Regions from separate parts of the Homo sapiens genome. Here all the other regions are linked to region 1. A link is a loop called in an ENCODE intact Hi-C map of the cell type or tissue named here. Cell type or tissue: PC-3. All regions are shown on one strand.

Region 1 (8,000 bases):
AGGGAGCACTGAATGTGGTGGATACATAGTGATAAAAGAAAAACTTCAGCCAAATTAAATGTAAAGGAGTTTAACAGAGCAGTGAATGATTTGCGAGCAGGGCAGCCTCCCGAGCCAGAGTAGGTCTGGAGACTCCACAGCTAAATAGTGGAAGATTTATGGACAGAAAAAGGAAAGTGACATACAGAAAACAGAAATGAGGTACAGAAACAGCTGGATTGGTTACAGGTTGGCATCTGGTTTATCTGAACATGGTTCGAACAGTTGGCTGCATTTGATTGGCCAAAATGCGGTGATTGGCACAGTGTAGGCTATAGTCTGTCTATACCTCCACTTGTTATAGTTCATGATGTACAGAAAAACTTTTAGGCCCAACTTAAAATATGTAAGGAGGCGGCTAGAGGTTAAACTTTTTTAACAACAGTAAGTGCTCAATAGTTGCTCACGGTGATATAAGGTATCCATGGTCCTTGCTCTCAAGGGACTCAAAGTCCAGTGGAGGAGATACCTCAGTGGGATCTGGAACGCAGCAGACATTTCAGCAAAGGCTTTGGAAGGGTGAGAAGGCAGTGCCTAGGCCTGGGAGGTGAAGGCCTTTGAGGGATCAATAGGAGTTTGTTCAGAGGTGATGGCTGGCCTGGATGTGAACGTATGAGGGAGCGTTCTGCAGAGTGTTCTAAGCAGAGGTACCAAACAGTGCTGCAAAAGCCTGCCAGAGACGTGTGGGGCAAGTGGGGCTGTGGGAGGTGACACCTACTGGGAAGAACTTTATGTGCCAGGCTCAGGTGATGCCTGAGCAGCGTTTTGAAGGATCAATAGGAGCTTGTTAGGAGCAAAGTGAGGAAGGGATATTCCAAGCACAAGGACCAAGACAAGGACTTGGGGGCTCAGAACGGATAGTCACGTTCCACAGCACTCATGCTCACCTGGTGTGTGCCAGGCTCCGTGCTGGGCTCTGGGGGGACTAAGGTGACACCGGCTGGCCTCCGAGCATTGAGAGGTGGTAGGAGGGAGGGATGTGTGACCTAATGTTGTCAGTACTTTCTGATAAGGGCAATAATCGAGGTCATTCAGCATAGGGCTAAAGGCTTTGGAATGAGACTCCTGGACTCGGCCCTACCATGCACTACTTTTGTGATCCATGAAAAGTATCATAACTTTCCAAGGTCTATGCTTTTGTTATCTATAAAGTGGAGATTTTGAAAAGAATAACCTATCTTAAATATCATTGTAAGGATTAAAAGAGGGAGCACCCAGCATGGTGCCTGATACATAGTAAGTGCTCAATAATTGCACACTGTGATATAAGGTAGAGAGAAATCATGGAGTAGGGAAACATTAATTCCACCAAGGAATTAACATGTAACTGAGAAGGTGATGTCCGAGCAAGGTTTTGAAGGATCAATGGGAGTTTGTTAGGAGCAAAGTGAGGAAAAGACATTCCAAGTACAAGGATCAAAACATTCAAGGACATAGAAGTTGGTGTGTTAGGACTAGGTTTGGTTGTTGGTAACAGAAAACTCAAAATAACATGGCTTCAGCAAGAGAGTATTAATTTCTCTTTCATATAGAAGTCTAGAGGCAGGGGATTCAGAGCTGACATGGCACACCACAGTCTCGGGGACCCAGCTTCAATCTACCTTAGTGCTCTGTCATGTTACACATATGGCCTTCACCTCCTCATCCAAGATGGCTGCTTGAGCTCCAGCCATCGTGCCCTCATTCCAACCAGCAGGAAGGAGAAAGGGGTGAAGAAGGTTGTGCCCCTATCTTAAAGAACACTTTCCAGAAGTTGTAATTAATACTTTATCTTGCTGCGCATCCAATGGCCGTACCTCACTGCAGAGGAGGCTGGGATATGTAGTCTTTATTTCTACATGGCCACATCACCAGATAAAAATTGGAGTTTCTACTACTTAGAAAGAAGTGGGGAAGGTATATTAGATGAAAATGAGCGATTTCTATCATAGGAGACATAAAATAGCATGCTATGCAGGACGCATAAATATTTTGGTGTTTCCGTGGTGGAAAAAGTGAAGGGGAGAGTGATGATTACAGAAATAAACAGAGGCCAGGCATGGACAGCCTTGGGAGCCACAGACGTGGGGGCGTGTCCCCAGGGAGAGCCACAGAAGGGTTTCCGAGCAAGGGAGAGCCATGGTCTGATTTGCTGTCCTAGAAACATCACACTAATTGCAGATGTGATTAACATAATGGAGGGGACACGTCTGGAGCCAGGAGGCATTTCTCCCTAACATTTTATTATAAAAATTTTCATACATGCAGCAAAGTGGGAAGAATCTCACACTGAAAACCACCTAAACTCTACCACTGGCATTTTACTAAATGAATTTAATCATGCTTCTCTCTCCCTCTACGCACCCATCCATTCTTCTTGTTTTGTGGCATTTTAAATTGCAGACATCTATCTGATTCCCTGCAGAAACTCCACAATACATGACATGAACAAGAGTTCAAAATTTCTTTGCATTTTCTGTTTTGCTGTAAGATGTAAAATTTACATTTAATTGCACATGTCTTAAATATACATTTGCTGAGATTTGACAACTACACTCACTTGTGTAGCTCAAACTGTATTAAGTTAGAGAACATTGTCATCACCCAAAGTTCCTGCACGCCCCTCCCCAGTCAATCCTGGCCCCCTCACCTGCCAGAGACAACCACTGTCCTGATTTTTTTTTTTTGAGGCGGAGTCTCAATCTGTCACCCAGGCTGGAGTACAGTGGTGTGATCTTGGCTCACTGCAACCTCTGCCTCCCGGGTTCAAGCAATTCTCCTACCTCAGCCTCCGGAGTAGCTGGGACTACAGACACATACCGCCACACCCAGGCTAATTTTTTATTTTTATTTTTAGTAGAGACGGGGTTTCGCCATGTTGGCCAGACTGGTCTCAAACTCCTGACCTCAGGTGATCCGCCTGCCTCGGCCTCCCAAAGTGCTGGGATTACAGGCATGAGCTACTGTACCTGACCTTACTTCTTTTAAAACCACAGATTGGTTTGGGGAAGGCAGACATTTGAAAGCCTGTTGGGGGGCCATGTACTGAGTGGGGTGGGGTTCGGAGCTGAAGGAGAGGCAGGGCAGAGGGAGACAGGATTTCCAGGGCTTCCCTGCAGGTTGAACTTGGAGGCTGGAGAGAGTCATTTAACCAGAGTGCCCGTCATCTGCTGCCAGGAGTTGAGTTTCTCGCTGAGTGACCGGGCAGATGGTGGCGCCATTTACTAAGGTGGGGTACCCAGGACGAGGACGGGCCGGGGGTGGGTGGAGACCAGTTTCCTTTGGGACACGTAGCATCGGGTGTTCAAGGGGCATGTGCCTGGCAGTTGTAGGGATACACAGCCATCCCCAGGGCAGCTCCTTTCTTCTGACCCCTGTGGAGGTGTGAGCTGTCCTCTGGTGAGGTGGTGCCAGGGAGCGGTCGCCAGGTTTGTCCACCTCCTTCTTGGCCAGCCGGCACCAGCGTGTATCGGGCTCCCTTCACCAGGAAGGGGAGGTGCTCTCCTCGGTCTACCCTGAAGGCTGCACAAGGGGCGTAGAGAGGGCATGGGTGTGGTTACTTCTGGGTGGCAGGACATGGGAAAGGAGACCTTACTCCTTAGGGGAAGCTGGGGAGCTCAGGCGCCCGTCTGGGCAGTCTCCAGGCCAGGTCCTCTCCTTCCTTGTTCCCTCCCCAGCATTCTGCAGCCACACACATTCTCTCTCCCCAGGCACCGCCCATCCCTGTCCCAACACCTCCCACCATTCCCTTGAAAAACAATCAAACCCCAGCTCCCCCAGGAAGGAGGCGTCAGAGTCAGCTCTGCTCCAGGGAGGGCCCCCCAGGGAGGGGGCAGGAGAAGCAGAGAGGGAAAATGAAACCACGGTCACCCTGGGCTGCAATTAGGTTTTCTCTGGTCTCTCTCAAATCAAACACAACCCACAGCAGAGCCATTTCTTCCTTAAAAGCCCATTTGTGGTTCATGCCTGTAATCCCAGCACTTTGGGAGGCCGAGGCGGGTGGATCACGAGGTCAGGAGATTGAAACCATCCTGGCTAACACAGTGAAAACCCATCTCTACTAAAAATACAAAAAAAAAAAAAAAAAAAATTAGCCGGGTGTGGTGGCGGGTGCCTGTAGTCTCAGCTACTTGGGAGGCTGAGGCAGGAGAATTGCTTGAACCTGGAAGGCGGAGGTTGCAGTGAGCCAAGATCACACCACTGCACTCCAGCCTGGGCAAGAAAGCAAGACTCTGTCTCAAAAAAAAAAAAAAAAAAAAAAAAAAGAAAGAAAAAAGAAAAAAAAAAGCCCATTTGGTCCTCAGGAGATATTGCTATTCTTCCCATTAGCGTGAGTTGGACTCATTTCTTGGGAATCAATGCCCCATCCTTATTCTGCTAACACAGGATTGGGTTCCCCTTCCAGAGTTGCATCACAAAACATCCTGAATTTATCTGGCAATTTGGAGAAGCCTCAGTTTACCCCATCGGGCTGAGGGTTACAGTCTAAGCTATAGGAAGTGCCAGCGTAGAGGAGGCAGCAGACGTCACCTGGGGAGGATGTGAGGGAGGAAGAGAAGGACCCTTGCGGGGGTCAGCAGCATTTCAGAATTGGGAAGAAGAAGAGGAGGTGGGGAAGAAAACTTCCTAGAGGGGACGACAGGGTCAGGCCTGCATTTGAAGGGTGGATGAGAAGAAAGCCTCATGGGAGATGAGGAGGACTACTAAGGGCTTCTTATGTACCAGGCTTGGGTGAGGGCAGAAATACAAATATGGCTGCCTACACTGGTGTGTTAGCATACTAGCTGCTGTAACAAACAGCCCCCAAATCTCATGATGTGTCCTTAGCCATGGCTCAAAAGATTTCGTTCTCATTTATCTCCCAGTCCAATGTAAGCTGAGAAGAGGGCTCTCCTGCACCCAGTGATTCAGGCACTCAGGCTCCCTCCCCAAGGACTTCCAAAACCCCCATCCCTCTGCATCCAGCAGGCAAACCGCTGGAGAAAGAAATGAGGGTGGGCTGGGCAAGGTGGCTCACGCCTGAAATCTCAGCACTTTGGGAGGCAGAGGTGGGTGGATCACTGGAAGCCAGGAGTTCGAGACCAACCTGGCCAACATGGTGAAATCCTGTCTCTACTACAAATACAAAAATAAGCCTGACATCATGGTGGGCGCCTGTAATCCCAGCTACTCGGGAGGCTGAGGCAGGAGAATCACCTGAACTCGGGAGGCGGAGGTTGCAGTGAGCCGAGGTCACGCCGCTGTACTCCAGCCTGGGCAACAAGAGTGAAACTCCATCTCCCAAAAAAAAAAAAAAAAAAAGGGTGGAGGATCTTGTAAGGGGTTTTAGGGGGTATGCCTGAAAGTGGTGCTCATTGCTTCTGCCCAAATTCCATCAGCCAGATCACAGCCACAGGCACCGCTTACTTGGAGGGAGTTGTGGGAATGAGGTCTCTCTGTGTGCCCAGGAGGAAATGAAACAGGGTTTGGTGACTGTACGGCATTGCCTGCCCAGTCATGGCCCAAGATAATAATAATAATCTAGTGGAAAGATGAGAAAGGGAAGCTGGGAATAAAATATTTATATAAAGAATGCACCCTAATATTCCACACAGCACATAATAGGTGCTCAATACTTTTTCAAGTGAGTGCTGTATCACCACTGATCAAATACACAGGCGCTGGGGCAGGTTCCAGGGGCTGGGGAGAGGGTTGATGGCACAATAGAGGCATGAAAGGTGGTAAGAGCAAAGTTAGAGAAGCAGGAATGCACGTGGAATGTTCAGAAAACCCAGAGAAGACCAGTTTGGCTGGGTCAGAAGTTTTGTGAAGAGGATGGGTCACGGAGGCAGTTGGAATGTAGGCTTGGAGGGCATGGGGAATGATTTTGAACTTGAAGAATGTTGGCGGCTCTCAGCAGGCCCTGAGGAGTGGCTGTGGTTGTGGGGTGGGGTGGGGGTTCCCAGGCATCCTGGATGAATCATCAGGGTCAGTTAAAATTAGTCACCACGACCCCGCAGGGGAAGCCAAAAGACAGTTGTGTGGCTTATGTGGTAGCTGGGATTTGCCTCGCTGGGGGATCTTTGGCCTTCTTAGTTTGGAGATGGGGGAGCAGAGGAGGGAGAGGAGAGGAGGAGGAAGAGGGGAGGAGGAGGAGGAAGAGGGGAGAAGGAGGAACAGGGGAGGAGGGAAGGAGGCGGAGGGGAAGGAGAAGAGGAGGGGGGGAGGAGGAGGAGGGGAGGAGGAGGGGAGGAGGAGGAGGAGGAGAAGGAGTCCCACTCCACCCTGCCCCCATGATGTGCGAGCACTAAGATGGCCTGGGACAGAACTGGATACGACACAGTTTGGGGAGCTCTTCTGAAGGCTAATAATGGTAAGTTCAAGTACACATAAATGTCTTTCTCTCTCAAGGAACAGTCCCAGGCTTAAAAGCCTTGTGGGGCTGCTCCACCAAGCAGCCCTGGTTCTTCCTGTGGCATTGCTCAGCCCCGACCCACACATCCACATTCCAGCCCCAGCCAGCAAGGAGGACTGGGAAGGGAGGGCACATCCCCTCCTAAGGGAAGGCCCACACTCAGCTCAGTCCTCACTGGCTGGAATGTGGTCACATGGTAAAGCCGGCTGCAAGGGAGGCTGGGAAGCCTCTTTAACTATGTGGCCATGGCACAGCTAAAACTTGGGGATCCTATCATTAAGGGAAGAAAGAGAGAAGGGAGACAGTGTATCTAAGCAGAGAAGCCTGAGCTTTTCCTGCTGGTTCCCCGTGGATTGAGGGTATCGTGCAGGGTCTGACATTCCCGGGTGCTCCGCTGAGGGGAGGTGGAGTTGTGGAGGTGGCTGGTGGTCCCTGGAAAACTGGGAATTGAGACAAAAGAGCTCTGAGCCCAAAGATTCAGCACGTAGACGCAAAAGGTCCTGGCCATGAACTTGACAGCACAAGACCACAGAAGGCCCGGTGGACCAGGTACACCTCAGCAGGCGTCCAGGTCCCCAGAACAAAACAGTCATCCTGGAGCAGAGAGCAGGGACCTGGGGACGCCCCAGCATCTGCACACCTGTCCAAGGGCCCATCTTCCCGCCTTTGCTCTCCTCCCATCTATCCAGCACCATGTTGGAGAGGAGTAGGTGTGGAGGTAGCCAAAGGAGGAAACTGAAATACTGAGTATATACCAGGAAGACTAAGATGCCATTGTTGGCTCATCTAAGTTGCCCCCTGACACGCTGCAGTGAGAGAAGCTTAAAAACAAGAGGCAGTGTCTTACAGTGGTCAAGGGTGTGGATTCCGGAGCTAGACTACCTGCATTTGAATCCTGGTTTCACTGCTTGCTGTGTGACCTTGAGAAAGTTACTTAATCCCTCCGTTCCTCCTTTCTCCATCTGTCAAATAGCAGTAATTAGAACCTGCCTCAGAGGGTGTTGTGAAATCTGAACTACTTATAATACTTAAAACTATACCTCGTACGGAGTAAGCACTCAATACACATGGGCTATTGGTCTCAATTATAGATAATAAAGAAAACACATTTTTAAAACATCTGCGTTGAAATGATTTAAAATTTTACCTGTTACATGATGAGTGAATAAGAGCTGTGAGGCCGGCGAGGGCAGGTACTGTATCTATCTTGCGTTGCCATTGCTCAGTTCAGGGCCAAGTTCATGACAATGCCAGCCTCACCACCACCACTTGGGGCGCCACACCCTAAGCACATACCACTGGCCTGTCTGGGTCCAGTAGCTTTGAGTCCTTTATAAGCAGTGGCTCATTTAGTCCTCATGACCATCTTAACTAGGAGGTACTTGGTAATAATTGCTGAATAAAGGAAATGCCTTCCACCCAGGACAGGTGAATAATGGATGGAAAAGTGCTTTGTAAACTGTAAAGCAGGCTACTTGTGAGGATGCAAACACTTAGGACCCCTTCCCCAAGGGCCTAGGATTCTGTTCTACTTTCGGCTTGGCTGTTACCTTGGGAGGAATGCACCCTGTGTTCTAGAATTTTCCCT
Region 2 (8,000 bases), 110 kb after region 1:
CATTCCACCTGTGTGAAACTGTGCGAGACCCGCGGATCCAGGCTCAGAAAGCATTCCACCTGTGTGAAACTGTGCGAGACCCGCGGATCCAGGCTCAGAAAGCATTCCACCATGCCCAGCTAATTTTTGTATTTTTAGTAGAAACAGGGTTTCACTATGTTGGCCAGGCTGGTCTTGAACTCCTGACCTCAGGAGATCCACCCCCACCTCACCTCCCAAAGTGCTGGGATTACAGGCGTGAGCCACTGCGTCTGGCCAGCTTCTGTTATTTAAAAATTACTCAGTTTATGGTATTTTGTTATCAGCTCAAATGGACTAGACAGGAACATAGGTTTTGAGTAGAAAAAGGGTTTATTTCAAGCATATTGAATTTTAGAAGCCTGTGGGGCTGCAGCTGGACGTGAGTCTAGACTCTAGGAAAGCTTTATGAACTCCAGTTTGGATTTAAGAGTCATTAGCTTACAGGCAGAAATGGGTCTCAACAGTGATCTTTTCAGTGGAGTATGGGAAGAAGTTGGCCTACAACTGAGCCCTAGAGGAATAACAAGATTTAAAAGAGAGCTGGAGGAAGAGGAGCCTACAAGAGGCAGAGAGGCAGCCAGAGACAGGAGTGCAGTGCTGGCTCTGATTTCTGTGGGGTTTCCACAAGAGCAGCACTTAGAAACACTAGCAGTCAGAGGTTAAAGGCATACACTTGGGAGCAACTGCCTGGGTTTGGATCCTGGTTCTGCAACTTCCTACTTATGTGACTTTGAGAAAGTTAGTTAATCTCTCTATGCGTCCAGCTTCATCTTTTAACAGAGGAATAACAATACTGTCAGGTATAGGCTTTGATTTCTCCTTCCTTAGAAGCTGATGCATTAGCCTGTTATTGTTTCACGGATATTGGTGGAAGACACACGACTCGGTGAGAGGCAAAGGACTTTATTACTCACAGTGCAGCAGGCAGCATGAGCACCAGCATATGGAACAGTTCCATGAGCCCCCGAGTCCCACAGGCCTGGATAGATGTGGCGCAGGTAGTAGGTTTGCGCTGCAGCTGAGGAGCACTGAGCTTAGGGGATCCACCTCTTTTATAACAGGTAGTAAGCAAGCTTGCTGTTTGTCCTGAGGGGATACAAGTTTTCTTGCTGCAAACACAACCCCCAGAAATGGCCTGGGGAAGGGGCAATCCAGGTTTTGCATGCTTGTCAAACCCAGCAGGAAGGCAGGAGCAGGAGCTGCAGACAGAAGTGCCTCAGGGGGCACCCGCCTCACAGAGCTGCTGGGAAGATGAAAGGAGTGAAAATGGGCAAGTGCCACCAACAGCGCTCCACACTCATGTCCACTGTTGTTACTAGGGGTGGCAATGTGGAGGAAGGCAGGGCTGAAAAGTGCATCATTTACATCCAAAATGGAAAGCAGTAATTCAACAAATAGGTACTGAATGCTTACAATGCACCAGGCAAATGGAGATACAGCAGCCAACAGAACAAAGTCTTTGACCTCCAGGTGCCTGCATTTTAGTACAGAAAGACAGACACCAAATAAACTACCAGGGGAGCACATTGTACAGGGCCTTGTAGACCAAAATAAGGACTTGGAACTGGCTACGGGATGGGAAGCCAAAGAAGTTTGCACAAAAGCACGTCACAATCCGATTGAACAGGCTGTCGAGAGAACAAACTTCGGCGATGGAGAGCTGTCGGAGAAAAGGTGGAGGCAAGGAGACCAGTTTAGGAGATAAGACGAGGCCGGGCAAGGACGTGCCAGCTTGGAGTGGGTGGTGGTGGTGAGGTACTCGCTCACTTTGGCCTGTCACAGTCCAACACACAAGGGAAGCAGCCTTGGGAACACTCAGCAGTCAAGCAGGTGAACAGAGGAGCATCCGTTCACTGTCATCCTCAGGGGCTGCTTCCAGGTACTGGAGGTAGAAGGCAGGCAGCCACAGGGTGAAGATCAAGTAATTGGAGTCAGCCGGTAGAAACTTATTCCAGAAGTTTGCCACAAAAGAAACAACTTAGGGCCAGGTGTGGTGGCTCACACCTATAATTCTAGCACTTTGGGAGGCCGAGGCGGGTGAATCTTTGAGGTCAAGAGTTTGAGACCAGCCTGACCAACATGGTGAAACTCCGTCTCTACCAAAAATACAAAAATTAGCCAGGCTTGGTGGTGCATTCCTATAATCCCGGCTACTCACGAGGCTGACGAAAGAGAATTGCTTGAACCTGGGAGGCAGAGGTTGCAGTGAGTCGAGATAGCACCACTGCACTGCAGCCTGGGCAACAGAGTGAGACCCTGTCTCAAAAAAAAAAAAAAAAAAAAAAAAAAAAAAGAGTACAAGGAATAACTTGAGATTTTCCAATTTTTTTTTTAACTTAAGATCTAAGCACGCTTAAGTGCCAAAGGGACTATTGAGAGGAAGAGGCAAACCAGGCAAGGGAGGAAACTGAAGCAAAGCACCGAGCAGGTGGGAAAGGCTGGGATGCAGAGCACAGGTGTGGGGTTCACGGTGATGTGAAGAATGCCTCTAATAGAACGAGAGAGAAGGGGAAAGACACCCTGTGTGGAATTCAAGTAGGCTTGTAGATCTGGTAGGGAAACTTCATTCAGGGAGACTATGTCTGACAACCTCCATATTCTGTGAAATAGGAAGCATGATGATCTCATATGGTGAAGTGAAGGGAGTTAGAGATTTATGGATTATGGAGAATTTCAGAGATTTGGGAATTATTGGCTGAGAAACGAAACAAATGCAGCAAGGGATGGGTTTCAGCACAGGTAAGAAAGAAAAGAGGCCAGGTGTGCTGGCTCATGCCTGTAATGCCAGCACTTTGGGAGGCTGAGGTGGGAGGATCACTTGAGGCCAGGAGTTCGAGACCAGCCTGGGCAACACAGTGTAGCCCCATCTCTACAAAAAATGTTGCCGGGTGTGGTGGCGTGCACCTGTAGTTCCAGCTTCTCGGGAGGCTGAGGTGGGAGGATCACTTGAGCCCAGGAGTTTGAGGCTACAGTGAGCCTTGATCACACCACTGCACTCCAGCCTGGGCGACACAGTGAGACCCTGTCTCAAGGGGAAAAAAAGAAAAGAAACAGGGAGGAAAGGGCTAGGCAGGACATATTTTCTATGGCTGAACAAAAAGTGAAGGAGCCTGGGTGGCAGCCGGAGAGCCAGGGGCAGCAGGGACAGAGGAGGCAAGGCAGGGAAATAACACTTTGATAAGGTCAAGTGGGGCCACAGCCCCTGGCAAGGACAGTGTCTGTGGTACAGTAAAGGCAGCAGTTGAATCTAGGGGAGGGTGGACGGTGAAGAAGTGAAGCTGAAAGATTTCAGAAGCAGCTTTTGGACAGACTGGAGTTCACAGCTGGGGAAGCTGAGAGCAGCTGACACACGCTTACCTTCTGGCTTCTCATCACCATTTAGAACGTCTCACCTTAGAACGCCTGGCACTTTTCCTTCTTGTCCCCCCCGCCCCCCGCTTAAAAAGTCAAATCCAAGTGGTATCTTTGGAGCCTCAGGCAGAGGCAACAGGGAACGAGGATTAATACACACAGCCCAAAGAATGGTGTTTCTCTCTTTTATTTAAAAACAGTGCTTCATTACCATGTGCAAAGGCTGAGGCAGTGCTCCTCCTTCGCTTAGAGTTTATAAAAGCCAGCAACATGATCAATAATTTATACACATGGAGAGTAATACAAAAAAATAAGGAATAAAAGCTAAAGATCTAACTACTCCGACCTTCACAATTCCAGCTACTTGATAATAATAGGAGTAACCCAATGAATACTGTATGGTCTGAAAGCTACTATACAATATGATTCTTAACGAGAAGGGAAGGGAATTAGAGACTGTCACAAAGCCCTGGGATGCTTCTCTGGAGTTAGCAGGGAAACAGGACCCTGGGCAAGCAGCTCGGGTGTCCTAGGAAGTGATTCTGGGGGAGGACGGGAGGGGAGAGAGAAGGCTAGGTGGTCGATTACACAAGCATCCCATGTAATGCCCCCATGCCCCAAAGGTACCTGTTTTGCCATGGCAATGGGAGGGGCTGGAGGAACAGCATGTTGCATGTAGGGATGGTCCGGTCCCTGCCATGGGGAGTGGGGAGAAGAGGAGAGGTTCTGTGGCATTTTGAGCCTTGCAAAGATTTGGACTGAAAAGCTCAGAGACTCAGGTAGGTCAGCCTGTCAGGGACAAGTACACTCCACCGGCTCTCTTCTCGCTTTGCAGCCCTAGCTTACGCGTGTCAGCCCCAGGTTTGCTCCAGCTATTCACAAGCAGAATATAACACAAGAAAAACAATTCATATCCCTTAGGGAAAAAAGAGGATCAATTCATCACTCAATATATAATACAGCCAAAATGAGCTGCCAAAACAAGCACACACACAAATACTGTGAACAGAAAAATACAAGAAAATGACTAAGCTGGGAGTCTTGACGGGGTATGGACATTGCTTAAAGCACTTATCAGTCCCCAGAAAAACCAAACCAAAAACATTTTTTAAAAATTCAGAAACTCATGTACCCCCTGGGAAACTGGTGTTGGTAACAAAGGGCAGGGGGTGGGGAGAGAAAAGAGAATCACTGCTCCCTTTTTGCTCGCCAGTGTGAGTGGAGTCCTCAGGTCACCGGCATGTACACAAGTACCAGACAAGGAGGACCAAGTCCCTCTGCTGGTGGCCTCCTAAAAGGCAAGGCTTGAGTTTTGGCTGATGAGCAGTTCTCTCCGTTACCAATCCCTGCCAACCAGCACTACCATGGCTGAATTGATCTACCGTTTTCCTGAGTAAACTGTAACTGGCTACAGTTTCGGTAACATGGAAAAGAACTCAGCTACTACAGCCAACTGCAATACTTCAGGAACCCCCTCCATCCCTGGGCTCCTCACTCCTAGTGCATCTGATTGAGGAATCTGATAACTTGCTGCAGTCTGGTCTGTTAGCCTCATTTGCAAAGAAAGGTGCCAGGGACTCTATTACACTCACTAAACCAGAGGGCACACGCTGGCTTAGGACACCCAGAGCCTACTTGGAAAGGGCCCTGTTTCATGCTCTAGCTCTTGGATGGCTATTGCCTGGCTGATCAGTAAAGCAAGTATGAAGGAAGTACATAGGAAAAGGAAAGGGAGGGAAGAGGCTTTTGGACAGTAACATTTCCAAAAAAATATAGTGTTTTATGCAACAGAGAATCAAGTTTCACTGTGTATACTACAAATGGTCAAACATTTTCAAGAGCATGACAAAATAAAAACACACAAATTTACGTCTGATGTTCACCTTGCCCACTATTTTTTTTTCCTATCTTAAAACAGTGCAAACAGGTAACTTATGCTTTTAAAACACCACGACCCCTTCCCCACCCCCCAAAGTCCCTTTCCTCCTAGTATCTGGGGGAAAATCTGCAATTCTGCAAATGTTACTGCGCTAGAGGTTGCAAGCAGCGGAGAACTGGCTGAACTTGGCAAAAGGCAAGGACTGGTCAAAGCTTCCCCTTTCTCCTCCTTAAACATCTAAGTGCTTTCCAGTCTGTCCCTTGGTTGGCCTTGTTCTCCTGCCAGAGGGAAGGGGGTTCATCATGCCCTTCTTGCATATCCTTGGGGTTGCTTCCATCCCTGTTTGATGTCTCCCTCATGTCTGGAAGCTATATAACTAGTTACAGGATGGTAGTGATTAACCCACTTATCTGCTAGATCTCTAGTAAAGCATAATTCTAAGCTAAGAGCAGTTTAGCCCCTGAGGAGTCACACATTTGAGGAAAAGCTGCTATCGATGACTTCTATTGTCTAGATTTCCACTAGCTCCCCTCAGACTAAAAGTTGTGCCCCAGTCCACTTCTTTCTCAAAGAAAAAAAAATGTTGGCTCAATTCAGACTGTGGCTGTTGAAGGATGATGGTGATAGTAGGTTTTGTTAAACCTGAGAGCCTGACAAATGGTGAATCACAATGGCTGATCTGAGTTAATGGAAATTGAACTAGGTGACATGAGGAATTCTGGAAAATGCCTATGGGCAGCTCTCTGGGCTCTAAGAGGGACATGGAGATAAAGGTGTTCACTAGAGGCCTCCTTTAAGGAGCCCAGCTTCCAAGAGTACAGAAAGTCCAGGTCATGAACTATAGTAAAGCTGAAAAAGAATCATGCATGTACTGTGATTTAGCATCAGTAAGTTTTCTGGAATTATCAGCCAGCATCCTCTAACAAACTCACGAAATGCCAGACTCCTCTGACTCTCTTTTTTAATACAGTGAGAACCAGAGTCAGGAACAGACAAGCAGTGCTGCTTCGAGCAACCTGCCTCTGGTGAAGTTGACCGTACGGAGTCTCAAAGTTCAAAAGGTGACGGGGAGGTTGATACTGTGAAATCCAGATGCTTGCAAGAGCCCCAATTCTCAGTGTTGACACTGAAAACCAAAGACCCTTTCATAAAAAGCAGAACTCCATTTATTCTTTCTTAGAAAAGGGAGCTGGAGGAAGCGGTGTTAAACACCATCCCTGGAAATGCAGCAGAAACCACTGGAAAGCACAGAGCTTGCCTTTGGAGGCCTCAGCCAGAACCAGCTGAACTGAGATGCACTCAAGGTGCCTCAAGCTCAAGATTCTGCCTCTCTTAAAAGGTCTGTGGGAGCCGCCTTCTCTACCTTTCCCATTATCCTTACCTCTTTCTAGGAAAAAAGAAGAGAAAAACTCTTAAACTCATTCTCCTATTCTCCCCTGCTATGGATAAAACCATTTAGAATTTGGCCTAGTCTCCACTGAATACGTGGCTTGCCATCTTTTGGGAATGGCCCCTTTGTGATCATGACCCCAAACTTCTGTTTTTTTAGTCAGCTAAAGTTCTCCCTCAAAGCAAAAGCAAAAGCAAAATCCTCCCTGCCCCCATTCCCTAGAACTGTGAAAGCCCGCATCCCATTCCCCGCTCCTCTAACTAAAATATTTATATACATACAACAAAAATTGTCTTAACAGCAACAAACCAAACTTTGGCTTGGGGTGGGGGGACCCTTAAAAATGGCCAGTGGACTGGGCAGTTGGTGTCCCCTTATTCTCTGTCTTCCTCCCCAGAGTCAGTAATAATTGCATCGAGGCCTCTAGCTTCCTTGACATCGCCCCTAGTTTCAGGCACAGCCTCTCTCCCAGTTACGAGGCGAGACAGGATTCTGAAGGGGGAAAGGATATGTATTCTACACAACAGGTCAACGCCCTCTCAGATATATCACTCTGCTTACAAAGAATGCTTGATGCTGTCATAGGTCAGTCATTTTAATTCAGGGACATGAGTCAGTTATCAGTCAAGAACATGTGTGGAGGCAGGAGTTAAAAACAAACCCAAAACAAACCCATAACCAGAAGCTCCATGTCTCTGAATTACTCCCTTTAGCAGCTGTCCCTTGGGTGAAAGGTCACCCTAGTACCAATGTGACTAGACCAGGGAGCCAAAAAGACCGTGCTTTTCTATTTCCTAATGCCTTCATTTGGGAAATGCTGTAGGACACTTGCTTTTATCAGTTCTATCTAACAGCTAGAAGAGAAACACTCCCTCCTACCTTGATAACATAGAAAATTACAGCCAGATGGCAACGGCAGTGACTCACTGCGCGACTCTTTCTGGTGATATAGAAGACCCTTGCCATCGCAGACCCTCCTTCCAATATGGGAGGGCAGCAATCTCAGGGCCTCTGCATTTTATGTCCTGTAGTGTTAATGTGTACAAAGTGGTCCGGGTGCTCAGCGGGGTGTTTTTGGAGGACAGTGAGAAGCTCAGCGGGATAGCCACAGGCTCAAGACTGTGGATAGAGAAGTGACTCATAAAGGCTCTGGAAGATGAAAATTCCTATGGCTTTGGAGCAAGTACAAAGTGCCTCTGCCTGCCCTTCCATGTCCTCATCACCAAAACTTCCAGGGACTACTGACCTAGGACCTGGTACTCTATCTTTCCCCAGCAGATTCTTTATTCTATTTTTTAAACTTTGTACTTTCTGAGGCAAGAAAAAAGTAAGAAATACCAGATCTTCTAATATTCCTTT
Region 3 (8,000 bases), 440 kb after region 1:
AGTAGAGACAGGGTTTCACCATGTTGGTCAGGCTGGTCTCAAACTCCTGACCTCAAGTGATCCACCTGCCTCAGCCGCCCAAAGTGCTGGGATTACAGGCTTGAGCCACCGCACCTGGCTCTTCATTAACTTTTATAACTGTAAAGGGGTCCTGAGACCAAAAAGTTTGAAAACCATTGCTAAAATGAGCTACAACGAAAGAAAAGTCAGCGTCAGATTTGAACAAGAGGGGAGATTTTATACTAGAAAGATCCTTCTAAAGGCAGTGTGGAAGCAAGGCCAGAGTGGAACCAGGTTGCGCGCAGGTGCCCCAGTCAGGGAGTGAGACATAAGAATGGAAGGGGACTGGATGCAGTGGCTCATGCCTATAATCCCAACACTTCGGGAGGACAAGGAAGGAGGATTGCTTGAGCTCAGAGAAGTTCAAGAGCAGGCTGGGCATCATGGCAAAATCTCATCTCTACAAAAATTACAAAAGTTAGCCTGACATGGTGGCATACGCCTGTAGTCCAAGCTAATTGGGAGGCTGAGCTGGGAGGATCGCTTAAGCCTGGGAGGTCAAGGCTGCAGTGAGCCAAAATCACGCCACTGTACTCCAGCCTGGGTGATAGAGCAAGATCCTGTCTCCAGAAGAAAAAAAAAAAAGGCAATGGGATTGGGAATAGGAGAGGAGAGTATTTTTGCAAGGAACATTCTATAAGTAGAAATGACAGGACATGTTGGCTATCTGCCCACACTCACCCACCCATTGCTCCTCCCCATAGCAGTATCACTTTCATCTAAATTCCTTATAGTCTTGGCTGTCCTCTCTAATGGGCTTCAAGCTTAATGTGTCCCAAAATGGATTCTTGATTTCTCTCAATCTAAACTTATTCCTAGAGTCTTCCTCATCTAACAAATAAATACATATATAGCAACTCCATTCTTCCAGTTGCTTAGGCCAAAAACAATGAAGGCATTAAATCCAGCAGCAAATCCTGTTAGCCCCATCTTTTTTCTTTCTTTCTTTCTTTTTTGAGACGGAGTCTCGCTCTGTTGCTCAGGCTGGAGTGCAATGGCATGATCTCGGCTCAGTGCAACTCTCCCTCCCCGGTTCAAGCAATTCTCCTGCGTCAGCCTCCTGGGTAGCTGGGACTACAGGCATGTGCCACCACACCCGGCTAATTTTTGTGTTTTTATTAGAGATGGGGTTTTGCCGTGTTGGCCAGGCTGCTCTCGAACTTCTGAACTCAAGGGATCCACCAACCTCGGCCTTTCAAAGTGCTGGGATTAAAGGCATGAGCCACCATGCCTGGCCACCTCCATCTTTAAAATGTTCCCATAATCCAACCACTTCTCACCATCCTTGACTACCTCTCTGACCTCATCTACCACCCTCTCCCTTGCTCCCTCTCCTCCAGTCATGCTGTCCTTGATTATGCTAAGCACTCTCCTACCTCAGGGCCATTGCACTGGCTGTTCCCCCTGCCTGGATTGCTCTTCCTTCCGGATATCAACAGTGATTACTCTCCTACTTGCTTCAGATCTTTGCTCAACCGTCTCTTTATCAGAGAGGGCTTCCCTGAACCCATGTACACATTTCCTATTTGCATCTCTCTTTATCCTGCTTTACTCTTCTGGTTAGCCCTCATCACAACCTGATGTGTTACAGATTTATTTTCATTTGTTTGTATATTTTATGTTCCCCTCCAGTAGCATGTAAGCTCTATAAGAATAGAGACGCTTAGTTTGTATTCCTCAATACCTAGAATGAGCCCTAGCCCAGAGCAGATACTCAACATTTATTTTGAACCAATGGATGAATAATTTGACATTTACATACGTTTTTGTTTGAAAAAAGTTGAATACCACTAATCTTTGGACAAGACGATGGGAGCCTGACATAATCCCTGATGGCACCTGATACAATAGTTAACATGTACTGCCTTAGGTGTTTTTTAAGGTATTCTCTTATTCTTTCTCTTTCTAGCAACCTAGGACGCAGATGCCATTATCCCCATTTTACAGAAGAGGAAATTGAGGTAAAGAGAGATTACATAACTTGCCCAAGATCACACACTAGTTAGCATCAGAGCAAGAGTTTGCACCAAAGCAGCTTGGCCCTATAGTCCACATTCTCTCTCTTTTTTTTTTTTTTGGAGATGGAGTTTCGCTCTTGTCGCCCAGGCTGGAGTGCAATGGCTTGATCTTGGCTCACTACAACCTCAGTCTCCCAGGTTCAAGCGATTCTCCTGCCTCAGCCTCCCGAGTAGCTGGGATTACGGGCGTGTGCCACCACATCTGGCTGATTTTGTATTATTAGTAGAGACGGGGTTTTGCCATGTTAGCCAGGCTGGTCTCGAACTCCTCAGGTGATCCACCCACCCTGGCCTCCCAAAGTGCTGGGATTACAGGTGTGAGCCACCATACCTGGCCTAGTCCACATTCTTAAACACTCTGCCATGATACTTGGATCTGGAAGTACTCTAAACATCTAGTATAAAGGGGTTGGACCGTGATCTCTAAGATGCTTCCAGTTCTATGGGTCTGTGAGCTTGAGATTCTACTACTTAGAATATTCATTGATTATTGACTTAATTAGTTAGCTAATTCATTTCTTCAACACATATTTATTAGCTATTCACTACATGCTAGGTTCTGTGCTAGGCACTTCCCATATATTTTCTTTAATCCTGAGAAGTAGGAATTATGATGCTTATCTTACAGATGAGGAATCTGAGGCTTATAGAACTTAAGAATTTATCCAGGGTCCAGTTATTAGCAGGAACAAGATTCGAGTCCCTGTCTCAGGTCTGCTTTTTTCCAAAACTCAAGCTCCTTCCCTGACCCTCGCCTGCTTCTCTTCCAGCTTGCGGGGAGCTTTTGGGGCCCTACGTGCGTGAAGTTCCAATGAACCCACGGAGAGGCCTGTAGGGGCAGGGGACAGGGGGTGCCTCTTCACCTCTGAGGCAGGATTTCAGAGTCTGAGAGCACCAGTTTGGTCCAGAAACCCTGGCTGGGACGTTAGTAAAGGGGCAAGAATTCACAAACCCTCACGAGGTGTCACTTTTTGTCCTGATCCTCTCCTTTCCCTCCAGCCTGCTGTGGCCAGCGTCAACCACTGCGACATATAACATGCCACATCACCAGACAGGCCAGGCTGGGATCCCAGATAATTTGACAGCAGGGGATTTTCACCATCGGACTGCTTTCCAGTCAGGCAGCACTGAGGCTAATTAAAGCTCCCTCTGGGGCATCAGGGAGAAGGGAGGAGACAGGCACGACCAAATCTAAAGACATACTCGTCCGGGAATCAAGCGAGGGAGGCGGAGGTAGAAGCCTGGCTCGGAGGAGCTCACAGCGGGTCCTGCAGGCAGAACGCGGTCACGTGACTGATGTCCCTCCGGCTGGCAGCTAGCAATACCCCGGATTGCAAACTCTCGAGGTCTCCGCCCATTTCATGGCAGGAAATCAGCGTTTTCCAAGAACGCCCAGTGGCGCGGGCACGGGCCTGAGTCCCGCCGCCCACTGCTCTCGAGAGGCCGGAGCAGCAGCTCCGTGGCGCCCCCTGGAGGCCGCCCCTGCTGGCGCCGTCCCCCGGGTGTCAATAGGCCATGGCGCGCCTCCCTCTCGGTTGAGAGCTGTGGGAGCCCAGGACGTGCCTATTAAAGGTATCTTTTGAAGTGAGAGGGACAAGAAAACGCCTTCTCTTTATGTGACTCTCTGTTCCCCAGCAAAGTTGCCAGGGTCCCCAACAATCGTAGTTTCTCCTTCACGGGAGGTTCCCCTGACGTCCTCTAGAGGGCGCGCGCGCACGGCCAGGGCGATTTCGGGGTCCGCAGCCCACGTGCTGCGCGGTCTCTTCTCCAGGCCACCCCGCTTGTCTAGCTATGCGCTGGGGGCAGGGAAAGATCTCCCTGTAAGATCTCCCTTACATGTGGACATCTGAGAGCTGAGATCTCGATGACCCCGGAAGACCCTTACACCCGGAGTGGAGCGGAAGCAGGATGAGAGAATATTGACTGAGCCCTGCCAGCCACTGTTCTAAGCACTTTTTCCCTGTTCCTGCCGATTTGCTCCTCACAACAACCATAGGAAGTGGAGACTATGATTATCCCCGTTGCACAGTAAGGAAACTGAGGCAAAAGGCGGTTAGGTAACTTGGCGATGTCTCCCGGCTAGGGATAGCAGAATGGGATAGAAACGCAGGCCACGCGGTCTGGAGCGGTGGCTCACGCCTTTAATCCCAGTACTTAGGGAGGCCGAGGCGGGCGGGTTACCTGGGGTCAGGAGTTCGAGACCAGCCTGGCCAACATGGTGAAACCCTATCTCTACTAAAAATACAAAAATTAGTCGGGGTGGGCACCTGTAATCCCAGCTACTCGAGGCTGAGGCAAAAGAATCGCTTGAACCCAGGAGGCAGAGGTGGCAGTGAGCCGAGATCACCCCACTGCACTTCAGCCTGGGTGGCAGAACAAGACTCTGTCTCAAAAAAAAAAAAAAGAATAAAAAAAAGAAAGGCAGGCCACCCGGTGGTGGTCCCTGTGCTCCTCCCCACCCACCCCCGCACTGTGCTGGGCGGTGAGGAGGCGGCTGGCCCAGGAGGTGGGGGTGTGGAGTGGGGCACATCAGAGATTTCAAATTGACCAAGGTCTGTTTTGTGTCAGTTTGTCAGTTTTATGTGTCAGCTTGGCTAAACTATGGTCTCCTGTTATTTGATCAAACACTAATCTATTTTTTCTTTTAGTTTAAAAAATAATAATTAAATGAAAAAATCCTGGCTAATGTTTTTTTTTTTGTAGAGACAGGGTTTTGCCTTGTTGCCCAGGCTGGCCTCTGACCCTTGGGCTCAAGTGATCTGCCACCATGCCTAGCCTCAAACACTAATCTAGATGTTGCTTGAAGGCATTTTGTAGATGTGATTTGTCTATAATTAGTTTACTTCAAGTAAGGGAGATTATCCCAGATAATCTGGGTGAGTCTGAAAGACTTTATGGGTAGAACTGAGGTGCCCTTGAAGAGGAAGAAATTCTGCCAGCCAATAGCAATTTCAGCTTGTGCTGAAGAGTTCCAGCCTTCCTAACAACCAGCCCTACAAATTTCGGACTTGCCTAGCCAGCCCTGTGTGTATAAACCAATTCCTTGCAATAATCACACCTACACCCTCACCCCACCCCCCTCCCCAAATACATGTATATATGGAGAGAGAGGGAGAGAGAATATAAAATCATACATATATCATATATCTCCTATTTGTTCTGTGTCTTTAATTTCTCTAGTTGACCCCTGACTGATGCAATGACCCAAGAGCAGGCAGATGCCCGGGGGGCGTTTATGATACCTCTCCTAGGACTTGGCTCAATCTGAGTCCCTCAACGGCCATCTGCAACCCTGAGGAGGGTAGGAAAATCCCAAATTGACTGAGATTACATTTCCATCATCAACAGCAATGGAGAATCAATAAAGAAATTTAGTTCAGATATTGAAAAATGAAGAGGGCTGGGTGCAGTGGCTCACGCCTGTAATCCCAGCACTTTGGGAGGCCGAGGCGGGTGGATCACCTGAGGTCGGGAGTTCGAGACCGGCCTGGCCAACATGGTGAAAACTCATCTTTACTAAAAATACAAAAATTAGTTCTGGTGGGTGCCTGTAATCCCAGCTACTCGGGAGGCTGAGGCAGGAGAATTGTTTGAACCCATTAGGCAGAGGTGGCAGTGAGCCGAGATCACCCCATTGCACTTCAGCCTGGGTGACAGAACAAGACTCCGTCTCAAGGAAAAGAAAAAAAAAAGAAGAAAGTCACAGTTTTTGCACTATCAAGTTTATGTGCTAAGATTCATACCTCATTTTAACAGCCTACATCTACTTCTGCGTGGACCAGAAGGACAGAGCCACAATAACACTGACCAAACCATAGTAATAGCACAATCGTTGCTACAAAACATTTGCAAATAATCAGATAATATATCTGATTAGGGCCTTGTATCCAGAATATATAAAGAGCTCTTATTGCAACAACAAGTAGAAAACAGATCAATTTAAAAATGGGCAAAGGTAGGCCAGGCACAGTGGCTCACACCTATAATCCCAGCACTTAGGGAGGCCGAGGCGGGTGGATCACCTGAGGTCAGGAGTTTGAGACCAGCCTGGCCAACATGGCGAAACTCCGTCTCTACTAAAAGTACAAAATTGAGCCGGACGTGGTGGTGAGAGTCTGTAATCCCAGCTACTTGGGAGGCTGAGGCAGGAGAATCGCTTGAACCCAGGAGATGGAGGTTGCAGTGAGCTGAGATCTCGCCATTGCACTCCAGCCTGGGCGACAAGAGTGAGACTCTGTCTCAAAATAAAAAATAAAATAAAATAGGCAAAGGACTTGAATATCCAAAGAAGATAAACAAATGGCCAATAAGCAAACAATACTTTCAAGCACAAAAGATGCTCGACATAATTAGTCATCAAGGAAAAGGCAAATCAGAACCACACGGGACTCACTTCACATCCACCAGGATGACTATAGTCCTTACAGTAAGAGAATAGCAGATGGCAGGTATTGTGCTTTACTTGTATTAAGTAACTTAATCCTCACAGTAGCCTCGTGAAGGAGGGATGGCTATTAGCTCATTTACAAAAGAGGAACTGAGGCCTGGAAAGGTGAAATGATTGCCCCAGTGTTCCACGGCTGGTCAGTGGGTGTCAGAATTTAAGACCTGGGCTGTCTGCTTCCAAAGCTGTGCTATCCAGCTTTAATGACTGTGCTATACTGGTCTCTAGCAAAATTATTGAAAATTTCCCTCTCAGACCCACCATTTACCTTTATTGCTCCCAGAGACCCTCACATGTGCTCCTTAGCTACCAAAAACAGACTTCTTCTTTCTCCTGGCATTTGTCCCATGTCCTTTGGTCAGTCCAGAACTCACTAGGAGGCTCCCAGACGCTGTGTCCGTGTTTCTCCTCCAGACCGACGATGCTGCCTGTGTCACTGCCTCAGGGCCATGTCACTGCTGCTGCCCCACTGGACTCCCACGGTCCTAGCCACCAGCCACTCCCCTCCTTCTTCCTGGCTAGCAAGGTTTACTGACTACCATAGAGGCGGAAAATGCCAGATGCTCGGTTTCCCAGGTTCCCTTTACAGTTACAGGTGACCATGTGACCGTGTTCTGGTCAATGACATATAAGGAGAGTCTTCTGAGAAAGATTTTCTCTCCTGGCCAGAATAGAGAGAGAGGGTGAGGTAGATGGAAAGAGCGGGAAGCTGGGCGCAGTGGTTCACACCTGTAATCCCAACACTTTGGGAGGCCAAGGCAGGTGGATCACCTGAGGTCAGGAGTTCGAGACCAGCCTGGCCACATGATGAAACCTTGTCTCTACTAAAAATACAAAAATTAGCTGGGTGTGGTGGTGTGGGCCTGTAATCCCAGCTATTTGGGAGGCTGAGGCACGTGAATCACTTGAACCCAGGAGGCGGAGATTGCAGTGTGCTGATCATGCCACTGCACTCCAGCCTGGGCAACAGAGTGAGACTCCGCCTCAAAACACACACACACACACACACACACACACACACACACACACACACACAAAACAGTGGGAGAGAGAGTAAGAGTGAGGGAGGGAGCAAGAAAGCTAGAGTGAGGAAAGTTAACTTTTCTTGTTGTTCTGACTACTCCTTTTCTTCCTGGCTTTGGAGACAATTGTATAAGAATGTAATGGCGGCTGAGCGTGGTGACTCACACCTGTAATCCCAGCACTTTCGGAGGCCGAGGTGGGTGGATCACTAGGTCAGGAGATCGAGACCATCCTGGCTAACATGGTGAAACCCCGTCTCTACTAAAAATACAAAAAAATTTAGCTGGGTGTGGTGGCGGGCGCCTGTAGTCCCAGTTACTCGGGAGGCTGAGGTGGGAAAATGGCGTGAATCCGTGAGGTGGAGGTTGCAGTGAGCCGACATCGTGCCACTGCACTTCAGCCTGGGCGACAGAGCGAGACTCTGTCTCAGAAAAAAAAAAAAAAAAAAAAAAGAA

Evidence for each region. Peaks named below come from ENCODE experiments on the same cell type or tissue, not always from the same donor. Only the 100,000 strongest peaks of a DNase experiment are listed, where the experiment ranks them.
Region 2: it touches region 1 in a loop (4-fold over the local background); 44 of 110 quality-filtered maps call a loop at or near these places.
Region 3: a loop joins it to region 1, with 26 times the contacts of the local background. A loop is called at or near these places in 31 of 110 quality-filtered maps.

The regions. Positions count from the first base shown.
Region 1 is chr22:35,624,120-35,632,119 of GRCh38, forward strand. LOC284912 (a long non-coding RNA gene) reads right to left here. Exons shown (of 4, transcript XR_001755514.1): 3 at 7,295-7,374; 4 at 3,457-3,540. Among named protein-coding and RNA genes, the nearest start is that of MB, 11 kb to the left of the region's middle. In PC-3, CTCF peaks have their summits at 3,227 (motif pointing right) and 7,681; DNase peaks (open chromatin) are centred at 3,262, 3,652, 6,012 and 6,402; H3K4me3 peaks cover 1,509 bases; H3K27ac peaks cover 4,642 bases.
Region 2 is chr22:35,735,193-35,743,192 of GRCh38, forward strand. RBFOX2 (RNA binding fox-1 homolog 2) reads right to left here. Exons shown (of 14, transcript NM_001349999.2): 14 at 3,544-8,000. Among named protein-coding and RNA genes, the nearest start is that of APOL5, 21 kb to the left of the region's middle. In PC-3, a CTCF peak has its summit at 4,651; a DNase peak (open chromatin) is centred at 7,239; H3K27ac peaks cover 1,337 bases.
Region 3 is chr22:36,062,528-36,070,527 of GRCh38, forward strand. No RefSeq gene overlaps it. Among named protein-coding and RNA genes, the nearest start is that of RBFOX2, 38 kb to the left of the region's middle. In PC-3, CTCF peaks have their summits at 3,665 and 3,875; a DNase peak (open chromatin) is centred at 3,444; H3K4me3 peaks cover 1,424 bases.